2 separate regions of the Homo sapiens genome follow, and region 1 is linked to region 2. A link is a loop called in an ENCODE intact Hi-C map of the cell type or tissue named here. Cell type or tissue: HepG2. All regions are shown on one strand. Each heading gives the region's core, and the rest is flanking DNA. Links, peaks and the distances in the headings are about the cores only.

Region 1 (15,134 bases), core at 4,368-12,367, 110 kb before region 2:
AGAGCGCTTGAGCTGACTTTTCTTGTTAATGACTCCTGCTTCATGAGCCTATTCAGATGGTCCCCCTGCAACTTCATCTAGCCATATAAACTTTTCCAATCTGTGCTGATGAGTTCCTGGAGACAGGATATGGAGCCCAGCTCTCCTCAAGGGCATTGCTGTCCAAAGCCTCACCCACCAGGATAGTCCCTACTCAAAACCAGGCAGCAGAGCTCTCACGGGTTCAGCTACCCTCTCACAGGCTGGTTTAAGAACACAAAAAAATTAAAGATGTATAATTATACATTCATGTATACGTGTGTCTATAGCTTCATAAAATTGTAAAAACACATAATGTAGAATTTACCATCGTAACTATTTTTAAGTATGTAGTACCATAATGGTAACTATATGCACATCATGTGCAAAAGATCTCTAGGATGTTTTATATTACGAAACTGAAACTCTATATCCGTTAAATAACTCCCCTTTTCCCCCTCTTCCCCAGCCCCTAGCAATCACCATTCTACTTTGTTTCTACAAACTTGACTGCTTTGGATGCCTCGATATAAGCGGTGCGTCGTGTGGTATTTGTTCTTCTGTGACTGGCTTATTGCACTTCGCATAATGTTCTCAAGGTTTTTCCATGGTGTAGCATAAGATGGATTTTCCTCCTTTTTAAGGCTAAGACGCTGTTGTAAGCACAGACCACATTCTCTTTATCCATTCATCCATGGATGGACATATAGTCGCTTCTACCTCTTGGCTATTGTGAATAATGCTGCAACGAACAAAGGTGTGCAAATATCTCTTTGAGATCCTGTTTTCAATTCTTTTGGGGGTATATCCAGAAGTGGGATTGCTGGATCATATGGCAATTCTATGTTTAATTTTTTGAGAAATCTCCATCGAGTTTTCCATAGCAGCTACATCATTTCGCATCCCCACCAACACATTTATAGCTTTTATTTTTTAAAAAAAGAAAAAAAGGTAAACAGGATCACCTGCATAGTTTCATTCACTTATTCATTCACAAATATTTATTGAGCGCCCACCCATGGCTAGACAGTGGGGTGTTACGTTGAACCAGACAAATCACTACCCTCTTGGAGTTAGCCTTTTTGGGCAGATAGTAAACAAATAGACATATAATTCTGCTAGAGAAATAGAAAAGAGCTTAATTTAGCTATGTTTGGGGAAAAAAAGTGGCGTCAGGGGTTCCAGAATAGAAATAGAGGGAGTGGCCCTTCTTACGACCCTTCCCAGGTGAGGCTTCTGCAGAAACCCAGTCGGAGCCAGCTATTGTAAGCCTACTCACCAGACTTAAAAAAAAAATGAAGTAAGGGGGCAGGGTCCGTGGCTCATGCCTATAACCTTGAGTCCAGGAGTTAAGGCTGCAACGAGCTATGATTGCACCACTGCATTCTAGCCTGGATGACGGAGCCAGACCCTGTGTCTAAAATAAATTAATAAATTAATAATAATAAATTAAGGTGAGGCCGGGCATGGTGGCTCATGCCTGTAATCCCAGCTTTTAGGGAGGCAGAGGCGGGAGGATAGCTTGAGCCCAGGAGTTTGAGACTTACCTGGGCAATATAGCGAGATCCCATTCTCCACAAAAAGGAAAAAAAGACAAAAATTAAGGTGAAATTCACATAACATAAAAGTAACCATTTTAATTGAACAATTCAGTGGCATTTAGTATATTTGCAATGTTCTACAAGTACAAATTCTATGTCTTTCCAAAAAAATTTTAGTCACTCCAAAATAAAACCCTATACCCATAAAACAGTCATTACCTATTCCCCACTCTGGCAGCCCCTGACAACCACAATCTGCTTTCTCTCTTTTTTTTTTTTTTTTTTTTTTTTTGAGAAGAGTCTCACTCTGTCACCCAGGCTGGAGTGCAATGCCATGATCTTGGCTCACTGCAACCTCCACCTCCTGGGTTCAAGCGATTCTTCTGCCTCAGCCTCCCGAATAGCTGGGATTACAGGCACCTGCCATCATGCCCAGCTAATTTTTGTATTTTTGTAGAGATGGGGTTTCATCATGTTGGCTGGGCTGGTCTTGAACTTCTGACCTTCGGTGATCCACCCATCTTGGCCCCCCAAAGTGCTGGGATTACAGGATTGAGCCACCGCACCCAGCCCAATCTGCTTTCTCTTTCTGCAGAGTTCCCTATTCTGGCTATTTCTTACAAATGGAATCATACAATATGTGGTGTTTGGTGTCTGGCTTCTTTCACTGAGCATAATGTTCTGGAGGTTCATCTGCATTGTGGCATGGATCAGCACTTCATGCCTTTTCATGGCTGAATGATAATATTCTATTGTATGGATAGACCCCATTGTGTGTATCCATTCATCAGTTGATGGACATTTGGGTTGCTTCTACCTTGTGCCTGTTGTGAATAGTACTGGCATGAACATTTATGTACAAGGATTTGTTTGATTTGAGTCTGTTTTCAATTTTGGGGGATACTATGATCACAGATTTTTTGCAGCTTAGGACTCACTCGGGTTCCATTCATTATAAGAAGCAGAGGGTGACGTGACTTGGCTCAGTGAGTTAGTGAAGCTTCAAATCTGAACTGGGGTTGGGATTTCCAGGCAGTGTTCCCACCACTGCACATGCTATAGTTTCATTTCCATCCCCTTCGCTGCCTGGCTGGGCCTCTGGAGGTTGTCTCCTGAAGCCCTGCCTTCCCACTGCTGTTCCTAAGGTAGCTGGAGGTGAAATCAGACTGTCCTTGGCAGCAGGGATTGGGCTCTGACCTCATATCTGCCCCATGTAAGGCCTTTTTTTTTTTTTTTTCTGAGACAGAGTCTTGCTCTGTTGCCCAGGCTGGAGTGCAGTGGCACGATCTCGGCTCACTGCAACCTCCACCTCCCAGGTTCAAGCAATTATCCTGCCTCAGCCTCCCAAGTAGCTGGGATTACAGGTGCCCACCGCCACACCCGGCTAACTTTTGTATTTTTAATAGAGACAGGGTTTCGCCATGTTGGTCAGTCTGGTCTCGAACTCCTGACCTCAGGTGATCCCCCCGCCTCAGCCTCTTGAAGCGCTGGGATTACAGGTGTGAGCCATCATGCCTGGCCCAATGTAAGGCCTTTGGTATGGCAGCCTTTGCTTTGGGAGCAGTGATAGGTGTTATGGGCCAGTTGAGGTGACCAGGGGAGGTTGTGGAAACTGCTTTTGTGGGAGGAAAGCAGTCTCTTTCCTCCCTGTCTCTTCGGATCTCCTCTCATGGATCCCTCCAGTGGATCCCCTAGGGTAGGAAAGAGATCCTTGCCCTGGGATTGTGATCCAAGTGATTTTAAGATTCACTGAGTTGGCTGGGTGTGGTGGCTCACGCCTGTAATCCCAGCACTTTGGGAGGCCGAGGTGGGCAGATCACGAGGTCAGGAGATGGAGACCATCTTGGCTAATACGGTAAAACCCCATCTCTACTAAAAATAGGAAAAATTAGCTGGGCATGGTGGTGGGCACCTGTAGTCCCAGCTACTTGGGAGGCTGAGGCAGGAGAATGGCGTGAACCCAGGAGTGAGCTGAGATCACGCCACTGCACTCCAGCCTGAGTGACACAGCGAGACTCCGTCTCAAAAAAAAAAAAAAAAAAAAAAAGATTCACTGAGCAGGTGGCAGAGGAGGCCAAAGGCCTTGGTGCTGAAGTTCTCTTTTCAGATGCTTTCTACTTTAGGAAGAATGATTTGTTAAGTTCCAAGCATCACCCATTGGTGCTATCTGGGAGTGCCATCATTGGTCAAATTAAATATAAGCAAGAAAGAGGAAAATGGATAAACTGATATTGAGTGGGAAAAAAAGAACAGAGCCTGCAGAGTAGAAAATGAGAACAGAAATGAGATGTTCCCATGGTGGAGAGGGCCGTGCCTCCTGCAGGCCCAAAAGCTCAGTTGCCTGCCTCTGTCTTTGACCTTGAGGGGCTGAATTTTCTCCAGCACTTAGCAAAGAACCCAGTGTGTGGTAGATGCTCATAATGAGTCAGCACAAATGAATGATGTCTTCCATTGGAATGAGGCTGGGATGGGGCACGTGGAGCTTACCAAGTTGCCACTGAACCCAAATCTTCGGGATTCTTTCTCCCTGAGATGCGAAATCAATTCTTGGGCATTCAAGTAACTCAGTTACCTGTGCTCCAGGCAGAATCAAAAAGTGAAATATCAGCTAGTTTGGGTTCAATTTTGAAAATAATCATGTCTAGGTCACTCTGGCTTCAGGTTCTCAATTTTCTGATTGACAGAGGTTGCGAGAACTCTGTATTCGCTTATTAGTCTAATGGACAGACTAGCCCGTGGCATCCCCGGGCAGAGCTGCTTTTATTTTCCACTGTATTCCTTAACTGACCACTGGGGGACATCTGCATTATCTAATTTATTCCTTTGGAGCATTTAATTTTGGATGATTGCTGCTTAAAGGTCATTTCCAAATAAACATGGAATGAAAGGTCATTGTACCCAGCTGAAGAATTATCATAAAGCAGCTTTGGTACTGCTCAATACCACTGCTGACCTCTTCTGCTGGCCAGCAGAGCCTGTTCCAGGACTAATTGTCTTGTCTTTTGCTTCTCAGCTCTGGATTTGGGGATGGAGGTTAGCAATTGGATGGCAACAGGTCCAAATCTCATTGCACATCTTTATTTATTGAAGTGCAGGCTAAGCTGTGGAGGCTCGATCATTTATTTTCTCTGCTGGCTTAGTTGGCAGGTAGATGGGGTAGATGGGGTGAATGTCATGAGCATGGCAAGTTGGGATTTTAGCAAGGCATTCACCATAATGCTTGGGCAAGCTAGGTGGGCTCAAGATCTGCCCACGGGGGCTAGAGCCCAGTGAGGTGTGGGTTCCAACAGAGGGAAAGGTATGTGCAGTGGGTTGCCATAGTGAGGAAAAAGAGTGTGGTCAGGAGGATCAAAAGGATTATGGAGGAGAGCAAAAGGCCCTGCGAATTGGAGAGAAAGGCAAAGAAGAGTGGAGGACACAGAAGTGAAATTGGTGGTTGGGAGAGTTGAGAGAGAGGTGGGTTCTGTAGAGAATGTAGAATTCTGGCCGGGCACGGTGGCGCAAGCCTGTAATCTCAGCCCTTTGGGAGGCCAAGGTGGGCAGATCACGAGGTCAGGAGATTGAGACCATCCTGGCTAACACGGTGAAACCTCATCTCTACTAAAAACACACACAAAAAATTAGCCGGGCATGGTGGCGGGCGCCTGTAGTCCCAGCTACTCAGGAGGCTGAGGCAGGAGAATGGCATGAACCCGGGAGGTGGAGCTTGTAGTGAGCCGAGATCACGCCACTACACTCCAGCCTGGGTGACAGAGCAAGACTCCGTCTCAAAAAAAAAAAAAAAAAAAAAAGAAAGAGAATGTAGATTTCCAAGGGCTTGCTTCCATTTAGAATGGGGCAAAGATTCTGTGCTAAGAGCTTTACACGTACCCTTCATACATCACATCAGCACTATGAGTTTGCCCATTTTGTAGATGAAATGGAGGTACTAGTTAATAACAGGCAGAAGTATGCTAGAATCCTGGCCGTTGGACAGCGGGGCTCCTGTGCTGAACCACCGTTCCACCTGCCTTTCTGAGGATATGGCTGGTGCATTAGCACACAGGAGGGCCTCAACCACTGGGGGAAGATACCAGTGAGGTGCTATTTTTTACCTATCAGATTTGGGGGGAAAAAAGAATTCCAAGTCACTGGTAATGGAAGTGAAATTTGGAGAACGCTTTCAGGAGTGTAATTTGGCAATATCTATCAAAATGAAACATGCACACACCCTATGGCCCAGTTTGCATTTCTTGGAATGGGTCCTGTAGAAATACCTTCCTTGGTGCTTAAAGATAGGTGCCTAAGAATAGTCGTTAGAGGCTGGAATCGGTGGCTCATACCAACAATCCCAGCACTCTGGGAGGCCGAGGTGAGAGGATCGCTTGAGCCCAAGAGTTTGAGACCAGCCTGGGCAATGAAAAGAGACCTCATCTCTATTAAAAAAAAAAAAAAAAATTGGCCGGGCACAGTGGCTCACATCTGTAATCCCAGCACTTTGGGAGGCTGAGGTGGGTGAATCACTTGAGGTTAGGAGTTCAAGACCAGCCTGGCCAACATGGTGAAACCCTGTCTCTACTAAAAATACAAAAATTAGTTGGGTGTGGTGGCAGGTGCCTGTAATCCCAGCTACTTGGGAGGCTGAGGCAGGAGGATTGCTTGGGCCTGGGAGGCGGAGGTTGCAGTGAGCCGAGATCACGCCACTGCACTCCAGCCTGGGTGACAGAGCAAGACTCCATCTCAAAAAAAAAAAAAAAAAAAAAGAATCATTGTTAGAACATCAGACAACGCAAAAGATTAAAAACATCTTCAAAGTCCTTCGGGAGGGGACTGGCCAATTTTAACACAGCCCAGCTCCAAATGGAGCACCACAGACACGACAAAAAAGGAAGAGGGAGAGTGGTGTGAAGCCCCTTGGGAAAGTATCTATGATATGCCACTCAAGTGAAAAAGACAAGTTCCAGAGTAAGATCTATGTAATAAAAGATGATAGTATAATTTAGTAATTATATAATTAATGTAATTGTAGCTCACATAATTTTATCTATACTTATAAATTTACATTTCTTTAAGTACATATACAGAAATACATGTAACTAAATAATTAGAAGTTATATGTGTATATGTGTGCATACATTTGGGTGTATTTATATAGATATAAACGTATGTATATGTATGTGTATGTATGTGTGTATACATCTATATCTATATATGTTTGCATATGACAGTAAAACATTTTAGAAGGAACTATCCAAGCTGTTTGCAGTGGTTACCTCTGTTGGTGAAGATAGAAGGAGGAGGATTTTACTTCATTTCAATTTTAATTTAATTTAATTTAATTTTACTTTTTGAGACAAGATCTTGCTCTGTTGCCTAACCTGGAGTGCAGTGGTGTGATCTCTGCTCACTGCAGCCTCCACCTCCTGGGCTCAAGTGATCCTCCTGCCTCAGTCTCCCAAGTAGCTGGGACTACAGGCACATGCCATCATGCTTGGCTAGTTTTTTAAACATTTTTTTTTTGTAGAGGCAGGGGTCTCACTATATTGCCCAGGCTGGTCTTGAACTCCTGAACTCAAGCAATCCCCCTGCATTGGTCTCCCAAAGTGCTGGGATTATAGGCATAAGCCATCACACCAAGCCTACTTTTTACCTTATATCCCTCATAAAAACAGGAAGGAAGGAAGAAGGGAGGGAGGAAGGGAAGGACGGAAGGAAGGCAGGAAGGGAGAGAGGGAATGGTGGGTTATGGGTGACTTTTCTTTCTCCTTTGTTCATTTTGGTATTTTCCAAACTGGAGAAGGAGGATGAGGCACAAAGTAGGAAGAATGAGCCCTGTGCGTAGACAGAGCCATTGTGCCCACAGGAAGCAGGGAGGCCCAAGGCTTCACGTTCTCGTCAGGGCACTCAAGCCTCAGCACACTCTGTGAGAGCGTGTTGAGAGTGGAGAGCTGAGAGAGGAGACCTAGTGGGTGGTGAGGGCCTGGGCTTGGTCAAAGGAGGAACGGTTGGAAAAACAGATTTTTAGGTGCAAGGAGGGAAGAGTTGCGGAGAGGACCTGAATGCTGCTTTTACATAAGAGGGAAAGGATTGATGAGACCTCAGAGGCAAAGCTAAAGCTACTGGGTAGCAATTCTCTGGAAAAAGACACCACACTTTTAATCGATGGGCAGTAGAGTCCCTGTTACAGGTCAGGTTTGGAAAGCGGTGGTGCTTCCACTGGTGGGTGATGTTGTGGTTCAGCCTTGGACTCAGAGAAGCTGACGCTCTGCTGTGCCTCTTCCTTGACATTTAAGGGATTTGTGGCCTCCTGCCACCAAGTGTTCCCAGGCCTGTTATTCGGGCTTTGTGCACTTTACACTTTTGTGCACAAACATTGCTTTGAGCATGGTAAAACATTAGCTATTATATGTAGTTTTTTAAAGGTCTTGAGATGGGTCAGGCATGGTGGCTCATGCCTGTATTCCCAGCACTTTAGGAGGCTGAGGCCAGTGGATTGCTTGAGCCCAGGAGTTTCACCACCCTGGGCAACATGATGAAACCCCATCTCTACAAAAAATACAAAAATTAGCTGGGTGTGGTGGTGCATGCCTGTAGTCCCAGCTACTAGGGAGGCTGAAGTGGGAGGATTGACTGAGCCCATGAGGTGGAGGCTGCAGTGAGCTGTGAGCACACCACTGCAGTCCAGCCTGGGCAGCAGAGTGAGACCCTGTCTCCAAAAAATAAAATAAAATAAAATAAAATAAGATAAGATAAAATAAAATAAATAGGTCTTGAGACCTCTCCCCTGTCCTTTCCATTCCTATCCCCAAGCTAGCCATTGGAGACTCTCTGGTCTAAGAGAGAGGGACATCTTTGAACCAATAAATTCACTGGCGAAGTTGGCAAATTTATTTATTGAGTGCCTACTCTGGATTTATTTCTTTAGGTGCTGGATATACCAGGCTGAACGATATCACCATTGTCTTCCTACTCTGGAGCTGACATGCTCATAGGGAAGACAGACCAAACAAACACCACAACCCCTTTCCCTGCCCCCCTACCATTGAAAACAAATAAATGAAATACCTACAAGTTATTTGTTTTCACACGCTGATCCCAAGATCCACATCCTTATCCATGACTCCTTCATTCGGTGAATGTTTAATGATCACCTCTGTTTAAAAGCAACCCCGTTGTGCAGGAGCCACCATCTTACTGATCCTCAAGTTCCTGAAGTTCATCCTGGCAGCAGGACTTTCTTATCATCTGATGCCCGAAGAGGGAGAAGGGACGGTCTCTCCTTCCAGGCTGGCGCTGGCTTCAGGAGGCCAGGCTGGCGGGCTGAGCCATTGTCGCTCTGTGAAACACATAGCTCCCTCCATAAACTTGCGTGATGTCAACCACCAGACTCATGTCTTGATTCCCTCTGGATTGGCTCTATCTTGCTGCAAAGCAATTATTTTAGTGTCTAGTCAATTCCTGTAAGATCATGCAGGAAGCTCAGCGCTCAGGCCCAAAGAAGGCATACAAGAAGAGAAAGAAATCTGACTGCCAGGAAGAATTGGGGCTGCTTATCATGTGGATGTCTTATCACTTTCTCTGTTTTCATGACTTAAGAACCCTGGGGGGCCAGGGGCTCAATGCCTGTAATCTCAGCACTTTTGGAGGCTGAGGAGGGGTGGATTGCTTGAGGCCAGGAGTTCAAGACCAGCCTGGCCAACATGGCAAAACCCCGTCTCTACAAAAAATACGAAAAGAAATTAGCCGGGCGTGGTGGTGTGTGCCTGTAGTCCCAGCTACTCGGGTGGCTGAGGCAGGAGAATTGCTTGAACCCGGGATGCGGGGTTGCAGTGAGCCAAGACTGCACCGCTGCTCTCCAGCCTGGGCAACAGAGTGAGACTCTGCCTCAGAAAATAAAAATAAAAATAAAAAAAGGACCCTGGGGTCCTAGGTACAACAGAGAGGCTGGTTTCTGATTCCCAGGCCCTAACAGATGCTCTGTGTCAGTTCATTGTCATGGGTGGAAGCCACCCTCTTCCAGCAGTGCACAGCTGTGGTCCAGATGTCAAACTTAGCCCAGCCACTTATCCCATATTTTGTTTTAGACATGCTGGAATTGGAGAGGAGCATCGATTAGTTGGAGAGAATGCAGAAAGAAGCCACCGTGATGAGAGCATTAGGAAATGGGACTACCTACCGTAGGGTCAGAGGAAGAGCCAAGTGGGGGAAAATAAATCTGAGAAAAGGCCGATTAATGATCTTTGAGTACGGAACACACTATCATGTAGATAGCTGCAATGTGGCCTTGTTGAGAAGGTTTAAACTGTATCACAAAAGAGTTAGGTTAGGTGAGGCAAAGTTACACAGTAGAATTCCACATTTTATGGAACCTAAGACTCTGCCAACCCAAGGATGCAGTATTTTGTGAACCGTCAAGAAAGAAAAAGTGTATAGTTCAAAACTCGAATACTTGCTTATACTTAGAATATTTAATTTTTACTTATTAAAAGAGCTCTTTTATGGTCAGATGTAGTGGCTCACACCTGTAATCCCAGCAGTTTGGGAGGCCGAGGCAGGCGGATCACTGGAGGTCAGGAGTTTGAGACAAGCCTGGCTAACGTGATGAAACCCCATCTGTACAAAAACTAGCCAGGCATGGTGCTGGGTGCCTGTAATCCCAGCTACTCAGGGGGCTGAGGCAGGAGAATCACTTGAACCCAGGAGGCAGAGGTTGCAGTGAGCTGAGATCATGCTGCCGCACTCCAGCCTGGGTAACAGAGCGAGACACTGTCTCAAAAAAAAAAAAAAAGAAATTTTTAGACTTAGTTTTATTATGTGCTGTGCATACTCATGAAGAAAACTATACATCTATGCATACATATAAATATACATTTTGCATGCATATAAAGGAAATATAATATTTAGAAGAGGAATCGCTTCCTCAAACTTTCTCATATTTGAGTCTGATGCTTCTCTATCACTTTTCAAGTCAGAGTACTTGAGATAGTATTTTTTCATATATTATCGTCTTTGTCTACAGTATCCATGATGTAACATTTCTTAAAAGATTCCTTAAAAGAACTAAAGGCCATTGTTGCTAATAATTGTTGCTAATATCGATTTAAGCCAAGTTCGTTGATTTAAGTCAAATATGTAGAGCAGCACTTCTCATCTCGAGCCTACATCGGAACATCCTGGAGGGCCTGAGACACAGATTGCTGGACCAGTTCCAGAAATTTATTTTCTTTCTTTCTTTCTCTTTCTTTCTTTCTCTTTCTTTCTTTCTTTCTTTCTTTCTTTCTTTCTTTCTTTCTTTCTTTCTCTCTCTCTCTTTCTCTCTCTTTCTTTCTTTCTTTCTCTTTTCTTTCTTTCTCTTTTCTTTTTCTTTCTCTCTTTCTCTTTCTCTTCTCTCTCTCTCTCTCTTTGTCTCTTTCTCTCTGTTTGTCTCTTTCTCTCTCTCTGTCTCTTCCTCTCTCTCTTTGTCTCTTTCTCTCTCTTTCTGTCTCTTTCTCTCTCTTTCTCTGTCTCTTTCTCTGTCTCTCTTTGTCTCTTTCTCAGACAGAGTCTTTCTCTGTTGCCCAGGCTGGAGTGCAGTGGTGCGACCTTGGCTCAGTGCAACCTCTGCCTCCCGGGTTCAAGCAATTCTCCCACCTCAGCCTCCTGAATAGCTGGGATAACAGGCACCCGCCATCATACCTGGCTAATTTTTGTATTTTTGTAGAGGCGAGGTTTCACCATTTTGGCCAGGCTGGTCTCAAACTCCCGACCTCAAGTGATCCGCCCGCCTTGGCCTCACAAACTGCTGGGATTACAGGCGTGAGCCACGGCGCTGGGCCCACTCCCAGAGATTCTGACTCAGTAGGTCTGGCATGGAGCTCGAGAATGTGCATTTATTTCCTGCCAGCTGCCAGGTGATGCTGATGTTGCTGGTCCAGGCACCACTCTCTGAGTAGTACTCATGCAGAGTAGGGTTGGCCCACTCTGCGCCTTCAGGAATGTTTCTGAAGACATCCAATTCCCTGCCTCCTTGCCCGTTCTCTATGACCATCAGTCTTTTATGGGCCAAAAGGGCACTCCTCTTGGATTTCCCTCCAAACCTTCTGGACTATCCTGAGAGTTTTTTGCAGGTGCTTTTGACATTGGCGCGTCGTCAGGCCCTGATGGCTGCATCCCACCTTATACCTGTCTGATGGCCATTGTCCTATTGCTGTAAGATGAATCCAGATTTCCAAGATGCTGAACTGGGGGTGGGAGCAGGGAGGAGAAAGTGCATCTTAAAATTGACAAATGGAGTAGTTAACCTCCTTTACATGCCTTGAGGAAGGGTGTGGCCCAGGCCAGCCCGGAGGCAGAGATGGGAATGGTTTCTCAGTCCATAAGCCTCCTGGGGCTACCCAGACACTAAACAGCACCTGCTCACAGCAGGGACCAGCTCTGCAAGTGCCCCATCTGGTATGGCCTTCTGCCTCATGTGATGATGGTGGGGGACTGAGCCAGATGGTTCACTCTGGTGATTCTAACGTCAACTACTCAGTCTTTTTTTTTTTTTTTTTTTTTTAACAATGCTGCTAGGAAACCTCTAATATCGTTCAGCATGGCACACTAATAAAACGGCAAAAGGTCTTTCTTGCACTCTGTGGCTGAAATAACAAAGAGCAGCTGTAAGTGGTGGGGCAGACGGCTTGAGCCCTGGCAACTGGGGACTGCTTGTCTTCATTAGTGTCACTGGCAGACAGCTTCCCCTTCGACATGGGGTGGGCCTGCAGGTCACCCAGCTGGTTCTCTCCAGAAGCCTGTTGGGTATCAGTGTGGCCTTGTTTTCAGGGTTTTTTTTTTTTTTCTTTTTTTTGGACAGGGCCTCGCTCTGTCACCCAAGCTGGAGTGCAGTGGTGTGACCTCAGCTCACTGCAGCCTCCACCTCCAGGGATCAAGCGATTCTCCTGCCACAGCCTGTTGAGTAGCTGGGACCACACGTGTGTGCCACCACGCCCGGCTAATTTTCTAATTTTATGTAGAGACAGGGTTTCCCTATGTTGCCCAGACTGGTTTCAAACTCCTGGGCTCAAGCGATCCTCCCTCTTTGGCCTCCCAAAGTGCTAGGATTACAGACGTGAGCCACCGTGCCATGCCGAACATAGTTTTCAAGACTTTAACAAACTCCTGGCAAGCACAAGCTCCCTCATGTCTGCTTTTGGCTCTTATTTCCATGAGCATGTCTTCTTTGTCTAAGCCAGTGGTTCTTGACTGGGGGCTGTTTGGCCCCTTAGGAGACATCGGGCAATGTCTGGAGACATTTTTGGCTGTCACAACTGGGAGGAGGTGCAATAACAGGTGCATCTAGTAGGCAGAGGCCAGGGATGCTGCCAAACATCCTACCATGCACAGGACAGCCCCACAGCAAGGAATGTGCCGCGCAGAATGCCAGTGGCGCTCAGGTTGAGAAATCCTGGCAAAGCAACCACTAGAGTCAAAATGTTCTGGACTGCTGCATTCTGTTTCTTGAAATCTGGAGAAGAGAATGAAGAGAGGAAACAAAATCACTCTTTAGCCTTCTTGCAGTGTGGTGTTGTAAATGGTCATAAAAAGCTATAATTCACTTGGCACCAATTTTGGATGGTTTCTTCTGATATTGAAACAGTCAAAATAAAATAGCACATGCACAGACTCATGGATGCTGAAGGAACAAATTTTATCTAATAACCCTATGTTCCTCACACCCGATGGGCACAGGTCCCCAGGAATCAGGTTGAAATGTGGGTTCTCATTCATCAGATCAAGGTGGGGCTTGAGATTTGAGATTCTACATCTTTTTTTTTTTTTTGAGACAGAGTCTCACTCTGCTGCCCAGACTGGAGTGCAGTGGTGCAATTTTGGCTCACTGCAACCTCTGCCCCCTAGGTTTAAGCAATTCTCCTGCCTCAGCCTCCTGAGTAGCTGGGGTTACAGGCTCCTGCCACCACACCTGGTTAATTTTTGTAGTTTTAGTAGAGATGAGGTTTCACCATGTTGGCCAGACCAGTCTCGAACTCCTGATCTCAAGTGATCAACCCACCTCAGCCTCCCAAAGCACTGGGATTATACGCGCAAGCCACTACACCTAGCCGAGATTCTGCATCTTTTTTTTTTTTTTTTTTTTTTTTTTGAGACAGGGTCTTGCTCTGTTGCCCAGGCTAGAGTGCAGTGACGTGATCATAGCTCACTGAAACCTCCGCCTCCCAGGCTCAAGCAATCCTTTTACCTCAGCCTCCGAAAGTGCTGGGATTATAAGCATGAGCCATTACACCCTGCTAGATTTTGCATCTTTAACAGGCTCCTTCGTGGTGCCTACCTTGCAAGCCCAGGGACTACACATTGAGTAGCAAGGTAGTAACCTGAGCTTTGGCTTTCTTTCGTGTGCAATGTGGTGTAGAGTGACCACCTCATTTTTGTTTGCCCAGGACTGTTCCAGTTAACACCAAAAGTCCCACATCCCTGGAAACCCCTCAGTCCTGAGTAAACCAGAACAGATGGTTACCCTATCAAGCCCCACAGTATCCCCAGGGGGCCAGGTAAGATTGGACCTAGTGAGCTTCTTTTCATAAGAAAGGCTCTGAGACCTGGTGCAGTGGAAACTCAAAGATGTTTGATTGACTCAGTTATAGTAAGTTTCTGTCCTATTCTGGGAATGAAAACAGGTATGATGTTATGTACTCCACTGCCTAACATTGGGGCACATTTTCTGTCACCAGGAGGGTAGTGCTTCTTGTCTTCCACCTGTGATTTGCATTCTCCACCAACAGATTTCTCAACTCCAGTCTTTTTTTTTTTTTTTTTTTGAGACAGAGTCTCGCTCTGTCATCCAGGCTGGAGTGCAATGGCGTGATCTCGGCTCACTGCAACCTCCAACTCCTGGGTTCAAGCAATTCTCCTGTCTCAGCCTCTCGAGTAGCTGGGATTACAGGCACATGTCACCAATACAAAAAATTTTCGTATTTTTAGTAGAGACAGGATTTCACTGTATTGGTCAGGCTGGTCTGGAACTCCTGACCTCAGGTGATCCACCCACCCTCGGCCTCCCAAAGTGCTGGGATTACAGGCGTGAGCCACCCCACCCAGCCTCAGCTCCAATCTTTTCTTGCCCCCATCCCTGTTGCCCACTGTGTCCAGATTCTTCCCCAACCCCTCCTTTGAGCAGGCCACACCCCTGCCCTAAAACTTTCATTATTTTCAGACTAATATAGTTCCCGAGGTTTTTATCCTTAAGGAAGTAAGTTTTGTGGTGGGTAGAAAAAAGTAAGAGATATTTTTAACTCTTCGGTAACTGATATTCTCTCAAGGGTGAGAAATATACATAAATCTTTTTTTAAAAAAGTTTCAAGATTTTATGTAATTCAGGGCTACAATGTTAGATCCATAGGGTCTGCGTGGATGTGGATTTGCAGGTGAATTAGAGTAGAATCAGTAGGCATGCTCTCTAAAACTCCTTTCTACATGGCTTGGCCAGTTTCCATGTGGTTGGCCAAACACTCCTGGTTAATTCCTATTTCCTTGTTTTGGAGACAGAGTCTTGCTCTGTTGCCCAGGCTGGAGAAAGGTGGCATGATCTCAGCTCACTGCAACCTCCACCTCCTGGGTTCA
Region 2 (15,134 bases), core at 3,488-11,487:
TATGTAATGTGACTTTTTCTATGGCTGCTCCTAAGACTTTATCATTAGTTTTTAGCATTTTGACTCTGTTATGCCTTTGTGTGGTTTTCTTTATGTTTATCTTTCTTGATTTTTTTTTTTCTCCCAGTGATTAGTAACATTTTCTTGTTTCTTCTCATGTCTAGTAATTTTTTATTGTATGCTGGACAGGGTAATTCCTGTGTTGTTGAGGATCTCTATTTTGTTGTCTTTTCTTAAAGAAGTTTGAGTGTTGTCATGGCAGGCAGTTAATATGCTTGATACTCCCAAGTCTTGGTTTTAGGCTTTGTTGGGATGGATACCCTTTATCTGAGGACTGCAATAGCCCTATTTTTGTGGTTAATTGTGCTTCTTGGGTCTATAGATTGATTTATTTTATTTTTACTTTATTGTTTTTTTTTGTTATGGAGTCTTGCCGTGTTTCCCAGGCTGGAGTGCAATGGTGTGATCTTGGCTCACTTCAACCTCTGCTGCCTAGGTTCAAGTGATTCTCCTGCCTCAGCTTTCTGAGTAGCTGAGATTACAGGAGCCTGCCATCACGTGTGGATAATTTTTGTAGTTTAGTAGAGATAGGGTTTTTCCATGTTGGCCAGGCTGGTCTTGAACTCCTGACCTCAGGTAATCTTCCCACCTTGGCCTCGCAAAGTGCCTGGATTACAACCATGAGCCACTGCACCTGGCTGAATGTCTAGTAATTTTTTATTGTATATTGGACATTGTCAGTGGTCTATTGTTAAGAGACTAGATTTAGTCATCTTAAAGAGTGATGGATTTTATTCTGACAGGCAGATAATTTACTGGTGGTTCAACTTGATCCTGTAAAGTCTTGGTTTTCAGCTTTGCTAGGATGGGTATAGAGTAGCTTTTACTCGAGGCCTAGAATAGCTCTGCCCTTAAAGAGGATCTTTAGGGTCTCAACTGAATGACTGGGGTGTACAGTGAGATTTCCTTGCTAAGACTAGTTGGAATTTTATCTTCTAGTACCATATGACCTCTGGAATCTCCGTTCATCTCACAGTCCCTTAGAAAGAATTCTCTTTTCCAGGCCTCATAGCATTTTACTTTGCACATGCATAGCTTAGTATTTAGTCAGCAACTCATGGATATCCCTTTGCATATTTCTGAGATTTCTTGTTTGTGTGATGATCCTCCTCTGTGGTATCCTACTCTGCAAATTACAGCTGTGTCAGCAGTCCTGAATTTTATTTTTTATTATTTTGTTTTTATTTATTTTATTTTTGAGACGAAGTCTATATTGCCCAGGCTGGAGTGCAGTGGCGTGATCTTAGCTCACCGCAACCTCCGCCTCCCAGGTTCAAGTGATTCTCCTTCCTCAGCCTCCCAAGTAGCTGGGATTACAGGCACGTGCCACCACGCCCAGCTAAATTTGTATTTTTAGTAGAGATGGGGGTTTCACCATGATGCTCAGGCTGGTCTCGAACTCCTAACCTCAGGTGATCCACCTGCGTCAGCCTCCCAAAGTGCTGAGATTCCAGATGTGAGCCACCACTCCTGGCCAGCATCCTGAATTTCAATCTTTTTCTGTATACTGCTGCATTTCTTTATGCTGCAGTTTGGAAAGTCCCTACCTGCCCCCAGTGTTCAGGTGAACGTGGTGCACCCTTTGCATGTTTTCCGTCTGGCTAGGATCACAGCCCTGCATAGTCTATTATTGTCTAGTCCCTGAAAATAGTTGCTTTATATATTTTACTTAACTTCATAGTATTTTACTTATTCTAAAATAGGAAGTCACAGTGGAATTAATTGGAAACATTTGCTCCAGATTCTTTGCAGGTGTTTTTGGCCTCATTTTTCCCCCTCGTTTCTCTCTGCCCTCCAATCCACTTTGCCTTCTAAATGAAGGTGATTTAACTTGTAAGGTCATTTTAAGAAGAAGCTATGTGTGTTTCTGGCAAAAGTTTCTATACCTCTCCTTGCAGAAGTTGACTGATACCTGCTTCTAGAATTTTTGCTGCATTCTGGCCACAGGCATTTCTTTTAATTAACAGGCGCTTAAGTGGAGAGCTAGAGTCTCTTGATCATAATAAATGGAGTGTTGCTTCAGATGGCAGGAATAAGCATAATTGGATGAAAACCCTACACACAGAGAGCCAGGACACTGGCTGATTCAGGGAACCAACTGAAGGCTGACCCTCATGGGAAGGTGACTAGATTTAGCTTTGGTTCATTGGTTCTGAAATATTGCCACAGCTGCCTTAACTCTTCTCCACTTCAGGGGGACTGCTTACATTTAGCAAATCACTTCTTTGTAACAATGCAATTAGGTGCTCTTTGGGAGGTTTTGTGTGCATTGGAGTGAGGTGTGGTGGCTCACGCCTGTAATACCAGCACTTTGGGAGGCTGAGGCAGGTGGATCACCTGAGGTCAGGAGTTCGAGACCAGTCTGGCTAACATGATGAAACCCTGTCTGTACTAAAAATACAAAACTTAGCAGAGTGTGGTGGTACATGCCTGTAATCCCAGCTACTCGGGAGGCTGAGGCAGGAGAATCACTTGAACTTGGGAGGGGGAGGTTGCAGTGAGCTGAGATCATGCCACTGCACTCTAGTGTGGGCAACAGAGCGAGACTTTGTCAAAAAAAAAAAAAAATCAACTTTCTGATACTTCTTCACCCTGAGAGTCTCATTTAGGAGAACTGGAGTGGAACCCAGGAATCTTTACTTTTATCAGGTGTCTAGGAGATTCTGATGTAGGTAATCCATGGACCTCCCTTTAAGAAACATGATATAGTGGCTTTTTACAACAGTGTTCATTCTAAAACTGGACATATTGTCATATCTAGTACTGTATTTTCCCTTCAGAAAAGCATATAGGCAGAATAGTGACTATTAACCCATGATACAGATAGTAAAACTGAGACCTGAAGAAGTTACAACCTTCCCAGGGTCTGAAAGCATCTTGGTGTTAGAGCTGGACAGAGCCCAGCTGTCCAAGATGGCTATATTCTCCTCTTTGGACTCGTTGACCTTAGTTAATGATGTCATAGTCTAAGATGAGAAAGCACCGCCATTCCTCATTCTTTTCATTTTGCTCTAATCTCCTTCTTGGCTGGGCACGGTGGCTCACACCTGTAATCCCAGCACTTTAAAAGGCCGAAGCGGGCAGATCACCTGAGGTCAGGAGTTCCAGCCAGCCTGGCCAATATGGGGAAACCTCATCTCTAGTCAAAATACAAAAATTAGCTGGGCGTGGTGGTGCGCATCTGTAATCCCAGCTACTTGGGAGGCCAAGGCACGAGAATTGCTTGAACCTGGAGGTGGGGGTTGCAGTGAGCCAAGATCGCGCCACTGCACTCCAGCCTGGGCGACAGAGCAAGACCCTGTCTCAAAGAAATAATAAAAATAAAAATAATCGCCTCCCTGTTGTAGAAGTGCTGTTCCACGTGGCAGTTTGTTAAGGACGAGTTATTGGGGAGAATCGGATGGCATACAGGGTACATTGAAATACTCCAAATTATAAACTGTATATGCTAATGTGAGGTGTTATCCCTTGAGCTTGGGATCAGAGAGAAGTTTGGGATTTTTGCATAGGTCGTGACGTTATCCAGTGGTGTTTTTGTAGATTAATCTGGCACCAGATAATAGAATAATTTGGAAGAGTGAGAAACCAAAGGCCCAGGGACTAACTATGACATGAATGCAGTATTCCCAAAGGCAGGGAGGGCCCGAGATGATGAAAATGGAAAGGAAGGCATGTTTGAGAGACATTTAGAAGAAGGAACCGTGCAGAAGATCAGATGAGTGCTTATATGGAGGAAGAAAAAACAGTACAGGGCAATACCGAGGTTTCAGACTTCAGTGGCTGTGAGGCCATACCAGAGTAGGATGGAAACTCAGTATTTGGGAGGGATAGATGGGCGTGGAAGGGAATACAGTTAATTGGAGAAACATGAATTCAACAAGCACTGACTGATAGACTGTGCATGTGTTGAGTTTAGGTTGACAGTGAGGTACCTGAGTTGAGATGGCTCTAGGAAGTTGGGAGTATGAACCAGTGGCTCAGGGGCGGGATGGAGGCTGGAGTTACAGAAACAGCATTGGGAGAGCTCTGAACAGGAGAGGAAGATGTCACGCACGAATACATGAGATAGGAAATTGCTGCAGGCCGGCCAGGGGCTTATGTCCAGTCCAGAGGCAAGAGAAACGTGCAGCCAGAGGGTCAGATGACGCTGGGAGCGAAGAGAACAAGGGCCTCAAAAGCTGGCCCTCTGGGACTTGGTGAAGCAACGTGGGCCCCAGTTTGCTTGTATGTGCCCATCCGCATGGTTTTTTGTGAAAGGGTTTCGCTCTGTCACCCAAGTTGGAGTGCAGTGGCACGATCACAGTTCATTGCAGCCTTGAACTTCCAGGCTCACGCGATCCTCTTGCCTCAGTCTCCTGAATAGCTGGGATACAGCTCATGTTAACATGACCGACTAATTCTTTTTCAGTTTTTGTAGAGACAGGGTCTTGCTACGTTGCCCAGGTTGGTCTTGAGCTCCTGGACTCAAGCAGTTCTTCCACCTGGGCCTCTCAAAGTGCTGGATTACAGGCATGAGGCACTGTGCCCGTATCTAGTTTTTGATAGTTACTCAGCTGATTGATTTCTAACAGGACAGATCTGATGGGTTAATTGCACCGGGATAGGGAGTGAGAACTGAATGTTCCCAGCAACATATTCCTCCCCAGACATGCTGGGTCGAGGTTAACTGATCATCTCATTATAAACTGAAAGGACTTCAGGACGGGGTAGTGTGAGACTCTGGCTCTGCAGGAGGCTGAGGCCCCAGGAGACATGAAGTTGATTTAGGTGCATTCTGTGTTTATATGAGAGGGAGTGGGCTCTGCAGAGGATGGGTTAAGGGAACTAGTTGAAGGCTGGGGTGGCCAAAGTAAGCAACTCAGATATGTGAGGGTGTGTGGTGCGTTCACATCTGATTTATTTACGATTGCCAAGGCACAGCAGGGGGCACTGCTAAGAGAATTTGCACTGAGGCTTGGGTGTGACTGCCCTCCATCAAATCGCTGGGCCTCTGCGTCTCAGATTCCTGATTTAGGAGTCATTGGTGACAATGCCTACTTTCCTCCTCATCTCCTCTGATGCCCTGCTGTCTCCTTTCATTATCCCCTCATTGGTCCTGAAACCATGTGGATGTGATCCTTTACAGCAAGTGTGTCCAATCTTTTGGCTTCCCTGGGCCACACATAAAATACAGGAACAAATACTAACGATAGCTGATGAGCTAAAAAAAAAAAATCACAAAACCTCATAATGTTTTAAGAAAGTTTATGAATTTTTATTGTGTTACATTCAAAGCCGTCCTGGGCCACCTGCTGCCCGTGGGCCGTGGGTTGAACAAGCTTGCTTTAGAGGGAGGGCTGGCAAAGTACAGCCTGAGGGCCAAGTCAGCTGCACCTGTTCATTTATGAACTGTGGAATCCCCTGCAGCTGCTTTTGCAACACAGCAGCAGAAATGAGTAGCTGTGATGGTTGTGATTGAACACAGAAATAGAAAACCAAGTATCACATGTTCTTACTTATAAGTGGAAGCTAAACACCAGGGCCAAGTGCGGAGGCTCACGCCTGTAATCCTCACACTTTGGGAGGCTGAGGTGGGTGGATCGCCGGAGGTCAGGAGTTCGAGACCAGCCTGACCAATATGGTGAAACCTCATCTCTATTAAAGATACAAAAATTAGCTAGGTGTGATGGTGCACGCCTGTAGTCCCAGCTACTCGGGAGGCTGAGGCAGGTTCCTTGAACCCAGGAGGTGGAAATTGCAGTGAGCCGAGATTGTGCACTGCACTCCAGCCTGGATGACAGCAAGACTGTCTCAAAAAAATAAAATAAGGGCCAGGCACAGTGGTTCACGCCTGTAATCCCAGCATTTTGGGAGGCCGAGGCAGGTGGATCACCTGAGGTCAGGAGTTCGAGACCAGCCTGGCCAACATGGTAAAATCCCATCTCTACTAAAAATATAAAAATTAGTCAGGCCTGGTGGCTCGCACTTGTAGTCTCAGCTACTCCAGAGGCTGAGACAGGAGAATCGCTTGAACCTGGGAGGTGGAGATTGCAGTGAGCCAAGATTGTGCCACTGCCCTCCAGCCTGGGTGACAGAGTGAGACTGTGTCTCTAAATAAATAAATAAATATGTGGCTCTAAATAAATAAATAAATAAAATAAAATAAACATTGGGTACACATGGTCATAAGGATGGGAACAGTAGTCACTGGGGACTACTAGAGAGGGGAGAGAACAGGGGGCAAGGGCAGCAAAACTACCTACTGGGTACTGTGCTGACTACCTGGGTGACAGGTTCAGTCCTACTCCTAACCTTAGCATCACACAATATACCTTTGTAACAAACCCGCACACGTACCCCCTGATTCTAAGATAAAAGTTAAAAAAGAAAAAAAAAAACTGGGAAATACTATCTGACCCTTTGCAGAAACAGTTTGCTGATCCCTGATTTAAATACTTATTCAGTCGATCCTTTGTTTAAAAAGTTTTTTAAATTTTTGTGGCTGCGTAGTAGGTGTATATGGGGCACATTAAATGTTTTGATATAGTCACGTATAACGATCACATCATGGAAAATGGGGTATTCCCTCAAGCGTTTATCCTCTATGTTACAAATAATCCAATTATATTCTTTTAGTTATTTTATTTTATTTTTGAGACAGAGTCTTGCTCTGTCACAGGATGGAGTGCAGTGGCATGATCTTGGCTCACTGCAACGTCTGCTTCCCGGGTTCAAGCAATTCTTCTGCCTCAAACTCCCCAGTAGCTGGGACTACAGGCGCCTGCCACCACGCCCGGCTAGTTTTTCTATTTTTTGGTAGAGATGGGTTTTCACCATGTTGGCCAGGCTGGTCTCAAACTCCTGACCTCGGGTGATCTACACGCCTCGGCCTCCCAAAGAGCTGGGATTATAGGAGTGAACCACCGCACCTGGCCATCTTTCAGTCATTTAAAAATGTACAACTAGGGCCAGGGGCAGTGGCTCACACCTGTAATCCCAACACTTTGGGAGGCCGAGGCGTGTGGATCACCTGAGGTCAGGAGTTCGAGACCAGCCTGGCCAACATGGTGAAACCCCATCTCTACCCAAAATACAAAAACTAGCCGGGCATGGTGGTGGGTGCCCGTAGTTCCAGCTACTTGAGAAGCTGAGGCAGGAGAATTGCTTGAACCTAGGAGGCGAAGGTTGCAGTGAGCCAAGATCGCGCCGCTGCACTCCAGCCTGGGCAACAAGAGTGAAACTCCATCCAAAAAAAAAAAAACCAAGAAAACCAGAAAACCAGAGGTACAATTAAATTATTTTGACTATAGTCACCCTGTTATGCTGTCGTATAGCAGGACTTATTCATTCTTTCTACTTTTTTTGTACGAATGATCTTTTGTCTATGTGCCCTGGTGACCTCTCTGTTCAGGGTACCTTCGTCTCCCCGCTCCAGATCATTTTCCACAGGCCCCCAGAGTATCCCACGCAGGTTGTGAGTCTGATTGTGTTTCTGGCTGAAACCCCTTCAAGGGCTCCTCTACCTTCCATTTGCAGTTCTGTTTTCATAGAGTGCTTCCCAGAGTCCTTCTGATCTGGCCCTAACTGCCGTCTGCAGCCTGGTCCCTCCCTGCTTATCTCTTGCCATCCTTCCGGTTTCCTTCCTGTCCCCCCTGCCTTTGCGCCAGCTCTGCCTGGGGCACCGCCTCTGCGGTGTTTTGCCAGACTCTCTTCCTTACCCTTTGGGGTGCATCTTGTGCATTTCTTCCCCACAAGGCTCTCCAGACTTGCCCCATATCTTGGTTTCATTTTGTACTTTCCTCGTCCTGGCCCTTCCCTTCCCTGGGCTGTCATCACCTGTGTGCCTGTGTACCGGGGGCCTGAAGGTGGGGGCAAGGGCACAGATGGGTCATGTCTCTGCAGTGTCCTGTACACTAGCACAGTGCCCGGCACAGAGTAGGTTCTCAGGAGGTATTTGATGAATGAATCAATGAAAGAATAATTGGAGAGGTTGTGAAGATCAGAGGAGATCATTGTTAGGAAAACGCTTCCTTACGGCATCGAAGTTGAAAGTGCTTTACACATGTGAGTTATTTTTGGGGAGCAGATCCATGCCCGTTGCAATTGACCGCTTTTTTGGCCCTACAAACATGAAGCACAGATAATTAAACACGCAGGAGACAAAAAGAAAAGCTTAATCTGAAATTTGCCTGTGTCATTTGATTTTTCATGCCTTATTTACTTTCATAATTATGTTTGCCTAAGAAGCTAGAGACTCATACTGCCATTTACTACAAGCATTTTTCGAGCGACCTTTGAGTAAAGGGTGAGGTGGAGAGCAGGGAAGTTGCCTGTGTTGCTTTAGAAAAAATATTAACATCTAGACCTCCCTCTGGAGGTTCTGACTGATGGTGTCCATGGTACGGCCTAGGTACTTTTAAAAAAGTTCCCGTAAGGACTCTGACGTTCAGCCAAGGTCAGTGACCATTGATTGAAGGCTACCTATAACTCGCTTTTGTTTAGTTACTGGGTTATGTTTCATTCTCCATAATTCAAGTATCTTCCTGTTTCTTTTTGAAGCCCAAGTCTTCTCCTATTGCAAAAGACTAAGAAAAGAGGGAAAGAAGAATTGTCCTGCAGTTGATTAAGTAACAGTCCGAAGATGAAAAGGGAGAAAGGGTCTGGTTGTATTGATTGCAAACTTCAGACCACACCAGAATCACCTAACAAAATGCAGGTGCCGGGACCCCACCCCAGACTCTGTGCCTCAGAAGCTCTTGGGGTGAGGCCCAGGCACCTGCATTTTGAACTAGATCTCCAGGGGACTTAGATGCTCCCTCTAGTCAGAGAACCACAGTCAGTCCAGAAAGGCAGGTAGCAGCACAGCAGGAGTCTGGAAAGCTGTAACATCTGGGAGAAGAGTACCGAAACCTTGGAGTGGAGAGGGCTCCAGAACCTACTCATCTCCTGGGCTCCTTAAAAAATTTGTTGTATTCGATGAGAACACTTGGACACAGGGTAGGGAACATCACACACTGGGGCCTGTCGTGGGGTGGGGGGAGTGGGGAGGGATAGCATTAGGAGCTACACCTAATGTAAATGACGAGTTAATGGGTACAGCACACCAACATGGCACATGTATACATATGTAACAAACCTGCACGTTGTGCACATGTACCCTAGAACTTAAAGTATAATAAAAAAAATTTGTTGTATTGAGATGAAATTCACATAGCATAAAATTAACAATTTTAAATGGAACACTTCAGTGACATTTAGTACCTTCATAATTTTCTGCAACCAATACTGCTATCTAAATTCCACACATTTTCATCACCCCCCCAAGGAAACCCCATGCCTATTAAGCCATCACTCTCCATCTCCCCATTCTTCGCTTACTCTCCACCGCCTGGCAAACACTAATCCACTTTGTTTTTGTGGATTTACCCATTCTGGACATTTCATATTACTGGAATCCTATAATATGTGACCTTTTGGGTCTGATTTCTTTCATTTAGCATTGTGTTTTCAAGGTTGATCCATATTGTAGCATGTATCAAACTTCATTGCTTTTCTTTTTTTTTTTTTTTTTTTGAGATGGAGTCTCGCTCTGTCCCCCAGGATGGAGTGCAGTGGCGCAATCTCGGCTCACTGCAAGCTCACGCCATTCTCCTGCCTCAGCCTCCCCCGTAGCGGGGACTACAGATGCCCGCCACCACACCTGGCTAATTTTTCGTTTTCATATTTTTAGTAGAGACAGGGTTTCACCGTGTTAGCCAGGATGGGTTCGATCTCCTGACCTTGTGATCCGCCCGCCTTGGCCTCCCAAAGTGCTGAAATTACAGGCGTGAGCCACCCCGCCCCCCTGCCTTTTTTTTTTTTTTTTTTTTGAGGCAGGTCTCTCTGTCACCCAGGCTGGAGTGCAGCATTGCAATGGCAGCTCACTGCAGCCTTAAGGGCCCCAGGCTCAACTGATCCACCGGCCTTAGCCTCCTGAGTAGCTGGGACTACAGGCATGTGCTGCCACGCCTGCCTATTTTATTTATTTATTTTTTTTTGTAGTGACAGCATCTCACTATGTTGCCCAGGCTGGTCTTGAACTCCTGGGCCCAAGTGATCCTTCCACATCAGCCTCCCAAAGTGCTGGGATTACAGGCGTGAGCCACTGTGCCTGGCCGAGAACGTCATTGCTTTTTTTGGATGAAGAATATTCCACTGTGTTTGGGCGTGCCATACTGTGTTCCATTCATCCATTGCTGGACATTTGGGCTGGTTCTGCCTTTTGGCTACTGTGAATAGTGCTGCTAGTAAGATGAGTGACCAAGGATTTGTTTGAGCACCGTTTTCAGTTCTTTTGGGTCTATATCCTGGTGTCCCTATAATCAGGAGCACCTGATTAGGTTGAACCTGGTGGGCAGCCAGGCTGGTGGCTCATCTGGCCCACAGCTTGCTGGAGCCACATGTGTGAAGCTCAGCTCTGAATGGGAGGAGCTGGAAGGACACTTGGGCAGTCGGCACGGGCAGAGGGAGCGGCCTGGTCAGGGCAGTGTGGTTGTTTGGGTAGAGCTTCAGGCTAGCTTTCATTGTAAGTGCCTTCACTCTGCAAGGCTACAGAGGAAATAGCCAGAATAATCTTATTAAAAATATGTTTCTGCTGGGTGCAGTGACAGGTGCCTGTAGTCCCAGCTACTAGGGATGCTGTGAGGCTGGAGGATTGCTTAAAGCAAGGAGTTTGAGGCTAGCCTGGACCATTTAGTAAGACCCCATCTCAAAAAAAAAAAAACAAAAAAAAAACAACAAACCCCAACAACAAATGTTTCTTTTTCTTTTTCTTTTTCTTTTTTTTGAGACTGAGTCTCGCTCTGTCACCCAGGCTGGAGTGCAGTGGTGTGATCTTGGCTTGCTGCACCTTCTACCTCCTAGGTTCAAGTGATTCTCCTGTCTCAGCCTCCTGAGTAGCTGGGACTACAGGCTCACGCCACCACACCCCGCTAATTTTTGTATTTATGGTTGAGATGGGGTTTCACCATGTTGGTCAGGCTGGTCTCGAACTCCTGACCTCAGGTGATCCACATGCCTCGGCCTCCCAAAGTGTTGGGATTATAGGCGTGAGCCACTGTGCCTGGCCCAACCACAAATGTTTCTGACGATGTCATTCCGTGTCCAAAATCCTTTGCTATCTTCCCATCAAGTCCAGGCCTTTTTCCTCTTTTTCCCTTTAGCTTGGACTTCGTTCACCGTTCTCCTCCTGGCCCCTCCCTCCTTCCCTCCCTCCTTAGCTTGGGCTCAGGCCAGTCCTCCACCACCCAAACCACCCACCAGCTCCTGCAGCTGGTTCTCAGCACACGTCACACTGTTTGTCTTTTTGAGCCTTTTCTCGTGTTCTCCCTCTGCCAGGAACCACCTTCCTCCTTTTGCTTTCACCAGGCCAAGTCCTTCCTTTTCAGGTTTTGGCCATTGTCATTAGTCCATGATGATGATGGCGTTGCCCTGAGGCTGTGTCTGCTGTGTCTTGCTTTATTTTTTTGAGACAGAGTTTCACTCTTGCTGACCAGGCTGGAGTGCAGTGGCATAATCTTGGCTCACTGCAACCTTTGCCTTCCGGTTTCAAGTTATTCTCCCTCCTCAGCCTCCTGAGTAGCTGGGATTATAGGCATGTGCCACCACGCCTGGCTAATTTTTGTGATTTTAGTAGAGATGGGATTTCACCATGTTGACAGGGCTGGTCTTGAACTTCTGACCTCGTGATCCACTCACCTCGGCCTCCGAAAGTGCTGGGATTACAGGTGTGAGCCACTGCGCCCGGCCCTGTGTCTTGGTTTTGAATCTCTCTGTGGCCCCTTGACTGAGCGCCGTGCTGCGTGGTTGCTTAGCTGCCCATGTCGCTGATGGGCTGTAGGCTCCTTGGGCAGTGGCGTCATCATTCTTGTTTGCCTCTGCATCCCCAGCGCCTGGCACAGAGCCTGACACGGAGGGGCCCTGAAACTGATTTGCTACAGGAAAGAGTGAGTGTTCAGCCTGGAGCTTTATTCATCATTGAATCCTCGAGGCTTAGAACAGTGCCTGGGACATGGAGATGCTGAGGCCCCCTTAATCTCTCCCCTAACAACTCCCGCCGCAATAAACGCTTCCTAAATGTGTGAACGGTTGGGTGGAAAGGAGACTCAATCACGTACTGTCTGCAGTGTGATGACAGATAATTGTATATTCATCATTTTATATCAAGGGTCTTTGTGTTCCTGATAATTTTTGTAGGGGTGCGTGTGTGCATGTGTGTGTGTGTGTGTGTGTGTGTGTTTACAAACTGAATTCTAAGTAAAGCACCCAAGGCTTTGGGTACTTATTGTCTGAAGAATCAGGTGGTCGGGTGAACTAAAGCAGGGTGAACACACTTTTTCTGTAAAAGGTCAGATAGTAAATATTTTAGGCTTTGTAGCCACACACAGCATCTGCTGCTGTCTCTCCCCTCCCCATCCTCTTCTCCCTTCCCCTTCCTTTCCCTTCTCCAAGACCCTTTAAAAATGTAAAACACATCCTTAGCTCGTGGGCTGTACAAAACTGGCTGGATTTGGCCCACAATCCATAGTTTACAAACCTCTGATCTAGAAGATCCATTAAGGCCAGTTCTTTTAAAACTTTGTTTTGTGTTCTCATGTTGGATGTATTTATTTATATGTTGCCCTTTTTCTTGATGATGAAAATTATGTATGCTCATTTTATAAAGAAATGTAGAGAATAAAAACTCCAACAGGTAAGGAAAATACACTTTTAATCTCATCTCATGGACGCCACCCTTATCCATGTGTTGGAACATTGGCTGTCTGAGTATTTTCTGAGCTTTTTTTTCTGTACGGGACATGTCGTGACAATGACTCACAGTCATGGAGTGTGTGTCCTGTCTCAGGCACGGTGCCAGGCTCTCTATAGGCATTGTCTTGTGAGGTAGGTGCTAATGATAATTTTATTTATTATTATTATTTTATTTTTATTTATTTTTTGAGTCGGAGTCTTGCTCTGTTGCCCAGGCTGGAGTGCAGTGGTGTGATCTCGGCTCACTGCAACCTCCACCTCCCAGGTTCAAGCGATTCCCTTGCCTTAGACTCCCGAGTAGCTGGGACTACAGACCTGCGCCACCACACCTGGCTAATATTTTTTGGTATTTTTAGTAGAGACGTGGGTTCACCCTGTTGGCCAAGCTGGTCTTGATCTCCTGACTTCGTGATCCGCTTGCCTTGGCCTTCCAAAGTGTTGGGATTACAGGCGTGAGCCACCATGGCTGAGGTCACTCAGGTGGTGATGTGATCACAGACTCACGTGTTGAGATGGAGCCTCTGTGAGCAGGTCCCTAGGTGGCTGGAGCGGGCAGAGCCTCTGCATATAGAACAGGAAGGTGCTTTGTTGTTGCAGCAGAGCCCAGCCCATCCTGACTGGCACCCTGCACCGCAGAGACACTTGAGCAGCCTCCAAATTAATTGTGAGAGGGTGGCCATGAGGGTTAAATAAAATAACACGCAGAGAGTATCAGACACACAGTCAGGCATGCAGTAGGTATTTGATACGTGTCAGTTCCCTTATATCAGGAACTGTGGAAGCTCCTGGGGATAACTTTTTGGTCCTGTTTCTTATTTGCACAAGTTGTGGGTTCAGGCTTAACAAAACGTTGTGTGTGTGGGCCGGGCACGGTGGCTCACGCCTGTAATCCTAGCACTTTGCGAGGCAGAGGTTGGCGGATCGTCTGAGGTCAGGAGTTCGAGACTAGCCTGGCCAATACGGTGAAACCTCTTCTCTACCAAAAAATACAAAAATTAGTTGTAATCCCAGCTACTTGGGAGGCTGAGAAAGGAGAATCGCTTAAACCTGGGAGGTGGAGGTTGCAGTTGAGCTGAGTTCACACCACTGCATTCCAGCCTGGGGGAAGGAGCGAGACTCTGTTTAAAACAAACAAACAAACAAACAAACAAAACATGACATGTGTATATGTGTTGGGGGGTTAGGTCGGTGTGCTTATGTGCTGTGATCTTCGTGGGGTCCACATTGCAGTGTCTGCTGGTCCTGCCTCTCGTGGACTGTTTGGGTATTCCATGAGCCGATGGCCCCTTTCCTTCCAATATTCCCAAGGGAATGGGCCAGAAAGCTCTGCCCATAACATCGTGCCCTAGGACCACAGTCCATCTTTGCCCCATTGCCTGTGGCCTCTTTTTCTCAGAGAGATTGTTGAAAGCAACAGTTAAGGATCAAATGACTTGACCAGGTGAAGTAGAAACCTCCAGGTGTCTTACGCTTTAACTTCAAATAATGAGACTTATTTTACCCACTGAGCAAGTTGCTAGTGGAGTGCCAACCTGGCAGGATACCTAGGTTATTGCCAGGGCCAGAATTGTAAACCTTCCACATTCGTATGTTGAAGCCCCAACTCTCAGTATGATGGGAACCTTTGGGAGGTAATTAGGTTTAGATGATGTCGTGAGGATGGGGCCCTCATATGGGATTAGTGTCCTTTTAAGAAGAGACACCAGAGAGCTCGCTGTCTTTCTTACTTCACCCTGTGAGGACACGGCAAGAAGACGGCCCTCTGGGAGCCGAGGAGCAAGGCCATGTCAGAACCTGATGATGCTGGCACCCTGATCTCGGACTTCTAGCCTCCAGAACTATGAGAAATAAATGTTGCGGAAGCCCTGTAGTCTGTGGCTTGCTTGCTTTTTCTCTTTCTTTCTTTTCTTTCTTTCTTTCTTTCTTTCTTTCTTTCTTTCTTTCTTTCTTTCTTTCTTTCTTTCTTTCTTTCTTTTTTTCCTTCTTTCTTTCTTTCTTCCTTTCTTTCCTTTCTTTCTTTCTCTCTCTCTCTCTTTCTTTCTTCCTTTCTTTCTTTACACAGTCTTGCTCTGTCGCCCAGGCTGGAGGGCAGTGGTGCGATCTTGGCTTACTGCAACCTCTGCCTCCTGGGTTTAAGTGATTCTCCTGCCTCAGCCTCCATAGTAGCTGGGATTACAGGCATGCACCACCATGCCCAGCTAATTTCTGTATTTTTAGTAGAGACGGGGTTTCACCATGTTGGCCAGGCTGGTCTCAAACTCCTGACCTCGGGTGATCCACCCGCTTCAGCCTCCCAAAGTGCTGAG

The links. Hi-C counts contacts between places; a loop is a spot of excess contacts. Peaks named below come from ENCODE experiments on the same cell type or tissue, not always from the same donor. Only the 100,000 strongest peaks of a DNase experiment are listed, where the experiment ranks them.
Region 1: a loop joins it to region 2, with 14 times the contacts of the local background. A loop is called at or near these places in 2 of 110 quality-filtered maps.

What each region holds. Positions count from the first base shown.
Region 1 is chr17:73,116,125-73,131,258 of GRCh38, reverse strand. No RefSeq gene overlaps it. Among named protein-coding and RNA genes, the nearest start is that of SLC39A11, 31 kb to the right of the region's middle. In HepG2, for the core only: no CTCF peak of the experiment used is centred there; a DNase peak (open chromatin) is centred at 7,898.
Region 2 is chr17:73,003,833-73,018,966 of GRCh38, reverse strand. All of the region lies in intron 4 of SLC39A11 (solute carrier family 39 member 11), which reads left to right. Among named protein-coding and RNA genes, the nearest start is that of SLC39A11, 81 kb to the left of the region's middle. In HepG2, for the core only: a CTCF peak has its summit at 4,984 (motif pointing right); a DNase peak (open chromatin) is centred at 8,336; H3K4me3 peaks cover 905 bases.